Regions from separate parts of the Homo sapiens genome. Here region 2 is linked to region 1. A link is a contact called in ENCODE Hi-C or POLR2A ChIA-PET data. All regions are on one chromosome and are shown on one strand. Each heading gives the region's core, a stretch centred on a gene start or an enhancer-like site at or near the end of the contact. The rest is flanking DNA. Distances are from core to core; before and after follow the strand shown.

What was found. Hi-C counts contacts between places; a loop is a spot of excess contacts on that map. ChIA-PET counts read pairs that join two places held with the same protein, here RNA polymerase II (POLR2A).
Region 2: a map of endothelial cell of hepatic sinusoid shows a loop between it and region 1 (3-fold over the local background). The contact joins two enhancer-like sites. A Hi-C loop is called at or near these places in 1 of 168 maps with a recorded cell type or tissue (endothelial cell of hepatic sinusoid). POLR2A ChIA-PET finds 5 or more read pairs at or near these places in 3 of 52 experiments (GM10248, MCF 10A and PC-3).

Annotation. Positions count from the first base shown.
Region 1 is chr18:56,401,705-56,404,404 of GRCh38, reverse strand. No RefSeq gene overlaps it. Among named protein-coding and RNA genes, the nearest start is that of LINC03069, 210 kb to the right of the region's middle. Within about 2 kb of position 1,369, at least 5 of the 41 ENCODE cell types and tissues checked have a DNase peak (open chromatin) inside an H3K27ac peak, as active enhancers do.
Region 2 is chr18:56,442,671-56,445,370 of GRCh38, reverse strand. No RefSeq gene overlaps it. Among named protein-coding and RNA genes, the nearest start is that of TXNL1, 190 kb to the left of the region's middle. Within about 2 kb of position 1,395, at least 2 of the 41 ENCODE cell types and tissues checked have a DNase peak (open chromatin) inside an H3K27ac peak, as active enhancers do.

The sequences.
Region 1 (2,700 bases), core at 120-2,619:
CATTATTGGATCAATTTAAGAATCCTATTGGGTAGATATTATTATTTTGTTTTATAGACTGGGAATAAAAGTGAAGAGAAGTAAAGTTATTTGGCTATGAATTTATAGGAAAATTAGTATAGGGATCAAGACTCAATCCTATGATTTGCCCAATAATTCCCACCTCAGTTCCTTCAAACTGAGTGCATTAGCATTTATAGACTATCATTAAGCACAATTCAAAGTCCACTCTCTTTATTAAATATAATGAAAAGGATGATTTATATGGCAGATTTTGAGATAATAAGTCATTTTTATAATGCTCTATTATTTAAGCTAATTTAACTAATCAGTTCTATGTTGATGAGCAATCAGAGTCAATTTGTAGGGTACTACTACAATTTTCTAGTATTGTAGTATTTCTGTCAAACAGCACTAAGGTGCAAAGTGTTATTACTTCTAAATTTTATGATGAACAGGGGAAATGGCTGGAGACATTCGTGGGTGACACTATATGCAAACTTTAAAAAAGCATTTCATATTATTATCGAAACAGAGAAGCTTCAGCTAATAGAGTCACATAAATCCAAATGGATTAGTTTTTGTTGCAAGAAAGACTAGCTCTCATAAGACTTTCTCCATAATTGAAGGCTTTTACCAATTATGCTCAAATATTGTGTGAAAGAAAAATATTTTCCATTACTATTTCTGGTTACATGGAGAAAATATTTCACTCCAATGAGAACCAGAGTAGCATTCAGGTTTTTGTTTTTTTTTTTAACATTCAATGCAAGCTGACTAATGCTTCTTTCTAAATTGGAGAGCAAATATTACAAAGCTCCGTTTCTTAGAGATGGAAAATAATACCATGCTTTAGAGGAAAAATGAATACTTTGTTAAGCAGATCAACTTCTGAGTTTTCTGGAAAATTATATAATCTAAAGAAAATAGCTGAAGCTTCAGCAGCATTTGCTAGAAACTGGAATATAGTTAAAGGTGGTTGAATGGGGGGAAATTGGAGGAAACGGAGGAGAAAGCCATGCAGTGGATATGATTCAGTTCTGGCAGATTAGACATGATGGTAACCAGATCTTTTGATTCAGTAATCAGCCTGATACTAAATATCTTCAGAGCATAATGACTTACAGAAGAACTCTGGGTTTCTTTTTTCTCCCAACAGAAATGTGAGGTAAAAATAAGGAGGCTTTCCTTGTAGTTGTAACAAGAGTGGAACTTAACCCAGTGTTGTAAAAAACAGCATCTTTGATCACTGGAATATTTTCAAAAAAGGAGGACTCACAGCATTAAAATGGCTAAAGGTTGACTCATGCATAATTGGCTCACTCTCTTTCACCATCTCTTAAATGACATCAGAAGGGATTTTAATAAAGTGCTGTGTCAGTTTCCTGGGGCTGGCACACTGGGTGGCTTAGAACAACCAAAATTTGTTGCCTCATGGTTCTGGAATTGCCAGAAGTTCAAAATTAAGGTGTTGGCAGGGCCATGTTCCCTCTGAAGGCTCTGGGGAAGGATCTGTTCCAGGCCTTTCTCCTGGCTTCTGGTGGTCTCAGGCCTTTCTGGGCTTGTAGATACATCCCTCCATCACGTGGTCATCTACTTCTTGTGTGTCTTCCCATCATTTTCTCTCTGCGTGTCCGTTTCTGTGGCCAACCTTCTCCGTTTCATAAGGACATCATATTGTATTGGATGAGGGCCCACCCTAGTGACTTCATTCTGAACTTGACCACCTCTAGAAGATCCTATTTCTAAATAAGGTTACATTTTGATGTGCTGGGGTTGGGACTTCAACATATCGTTTTGGAGGGACACAACTCAACCTGTATCAAGTGCTTCAAACATATTTTTTCCTTTTTTGAGAAGACAACTGAAGAGTTAATCTTGAATGGAGAAGCCACAATTTATTCTACTTCTCATTACAGAATCAGAAAGATATGTGAGCACATTATGATGATATTTACTGTCATTATAGGAGTTTGACACAAAACAAGTGCCCAAAATGTATATTTTGATGGGCTGATTGTGTGATCACATGATGTGGTCATTCTTCAAAGTTCTGTATAATCTTTAACTCACTCTGGCACCATTCAGGTGTGACACTTGATTTGTTAGCTAAAGCCAGAGAAAACCTCCTCCAGTGTCCTTGTCACCTCTGAATTATCTACCAGAGAGCACAGCTGAGCAGAGCTTACTTTGAGTAAGAGAATATGGAGACCCTTTGATAACATACCTAGGACCTGTAAGTGAATTTAAATAGGACTCAGGGTCCGGGGCACTGAGCTCTGGAAGAGCTGAGAGGAGAGTTAATGATGATCTACTGGCTTATTTTTTTTCCTTGGCCCTGCCAGGGTTCCCACGTTTTCCCACTCTGCTAGTCTTTTCTGGTCTCTGAAATGAACAACATGTTTACCTGACCCACTGTCTGCCTGGGCGGGCCCACTTCCCCTCCTTCCCTTCTCTTCCTCCTCCTAAATCCATCCACCTCCAATGCCTGTACTTATTTATTTCTGCAGTACGGATTCTTCTGCTTAGGATTTTGCAGCTCTGGTAAACGACCTTTCAGGATATCCATGTGCCCTATTTTGGGACAAATTTGTTTTATTTTTATTTAACTCCTAAACATTGTGTGTGTATGTGTGTACATATATATGCTACAGATATATATAGTGCACACAGATATGCTACACATATATATGGTGCACA
Region 2 (2,700 bases), core at 146-2,645, 41 kb before region 1:
GTCCTGAGTCCCAGGAATGGTCCTAGACCCTTTCTAGTGCATTATCTGATCTAATTCTTTCTAATACTATTACACCAACATCAGCAAAGGAGAAACTGAGGCTCAGAAAATGACCTAGTTTGCCCTCATGTAATAATGGGTTTCTGAAACTAGTGATTTTACATGGCCTCATTCTGCAGAGAGTTTTTTGTTTGTTTTTGAGTTTTCTAATAGAGGAGAAATACTGGGGGCATTTTCCTGAAAGTCAAAGTATTTGGAATGAATTGCAGCTTCCCTTGATTAGGGATGGAAAATACTGCTTGACTAGATACTGTAATTCTTTTGGTTATAAGTGTTTCAAAGAATAAGGAAGAGAGAGGTGGATGCCTCAATGAGAGTTGATTGTAAGGCAGGAGATCCATGGGCCATGTGACTTTAGGTATCTTCATAAAGGGAAGGGCGGGGGGGCTTGGGTCTAAAGCTACAGGCAGACATTCATGAATCTTATTCAATGAAATGACCTAGCAATGGTAGGCAGCTCTGGGCATGAGAATAAATTGTTTGGAAGTGTGAGAAAATTTTGTGTTATGAAATATAGAGGTTGTCAGCAATTGAAATAGAGAGGTTGTCAGCAATTCATAAATTCATATATGACTTCATGCACTCATTTGAACATACTTAGTGAGCAGCTACTAAGTGCCAGACGTTATTCTTGTCATGAGAGGCTATAGTGGCAAACCATCAGACAAGAGCTTGGCTCTCTGGAAGCTGTAGACTGAGATCACTCCAACATTTAAAAGTTGAGCAGAGAAGGGGGAATGAGTAAGGAGACCAGGAAAGAAAATGACCAGTTATGTGGCTGGAAAATTAGGAAGGAGTGGTTTTAGGTAAGCCTAGAGAAGAGTGTTCCCAGACAAGGAACAACAAGGCCACCAGCCGTGATTTAGGGGACATGAAATTAAGGACAGGGAACTCCACCCCTGCACCCTGACAAATTGCAACATTTCCTTTTCATCCCTTTCTCACAAGGCTCTATTGTAACATCATTCACATCTTGACAGGGTAAATGACGCACACGACAATAAGAAAGCATGTAGACATAAATACCTATGTTTGTAAAAATGCTGGGCTCTTGCTGCATTCTTCTGGGAGGCCAGTCTTCTTGAATTTTCTGTGCCTTAAAGTGAAGCATTTGAAGTTGTGTTCTTTTGTGGGGTCAACGCAGAGCTGAACACTATACATAAATGTGCAGCCCTATGAATATGGCAGCAGATTCCTGAAATGATGTATGTGTCTGCCAGGATCAACCATGGGCCTTGCCAGATCATTGTGGGAGACGAGGTTCCAGAGAGTAGCCTGCCACACAGAGAAAAGCTGAAATGACAGCAGCCCCTTCAAAGGCAGGAAATTGAGAAAATGTTCCTCAGAAACAAATTTCCCCTTGTGCAATAATGACAATGTCAGTATACCAACCCATTTGATCCTGAGAATAATTACAAGTAACATTTGTATAATCCTTGGAAGTTTATAAAGTGCTTCTATGGGTGTTATCATATTTATTTTATTTGAGCTTGGAGTGTGTGGACAGCTCAGATGAGGAGTGCTCAAGTCCTTGCGAGGCAGCTTGCTTAAGTCTGTCTGTCTCCTTTCCAAAGTGAAGCCATGGAAACTGTGGCAGCCCCATAGGATGTGGTGATGTCCTGCCTTTAAATGACTTGCTTCCTGGAATTCTTGGAAATGAAAAATCAGGACTCTGAATCATGAGATTATGAGACATTTTCTAATTTCCTTTTTATATTTTAGAGTTTTCCATATTTTCTGTTACAAGCATGGACTACTTTTGTGATTTAAAAAAAGTTATTTAAAAAATTAGGGAAAGAAAGCTTCTGAAATGTACCCCAGTTGACAAGACTTGCATCCCAGGGCAAGGCTGACCAGCAGGATTGGCGGGCTGCTTTGACTGAGCTTCCTGAACCAGAAAAGTCATTGCGTTTTTGAATAGGGGCCATGGAGATCTTCTAGTCAACCCCTTAGCACAACAGTCAGTGTGCAGAGAACATAACCAGCCAGAAACAGTGTCCTACTTCTTTAAAATAGATACTTGGAAAGCTTTAATGCCAGCAGAGCAAAGCCAAAGATATTGATTCTTTTAGCTCAAGTATGATGAATTCTGAACATGCTATTTTCTCTTTATTTATATTCTATTAAATAATATGAGCTCCTTAAAGAAAATGTGTTGAATTAAAATTAAAAATATATATACATTTTTTATGCACTAAATATGACCACAAAATTTATTTCCCCTAGTCTTTTTTAATGGAAGTAGGTGAATTTTTTTTTTCTTGCAGGTTCATTGGTTCAAGTGTGGTTGTCTGAAGTAATACCGCACAGGGCTACCAGTCCTTTTACATTATGACTTCCTTGAGTTGAGTTTTCCTAATTTTAATTCTAATTTTAAAAGAAGGGCAAGTAGGTAAACTATCACTTTTGCCTCTCCAAGACTTTCTTTTTCATTACTCAAAAAGATGAATTGGCTGGGTATAATACTCTTGGTTTACAACTTTGTCATATTCAAAATGTATTAATCATTACCTCATTTTTTTTTTTTAGCATTTAGAAGAAAAATGTATGAGGCCAGCCTTTTATTCTATGTAAACTGATTTTTTTCCTACCTATAAATGTATAATGTTTAAAACTTTATCCTAGTGGTTATACATTTCT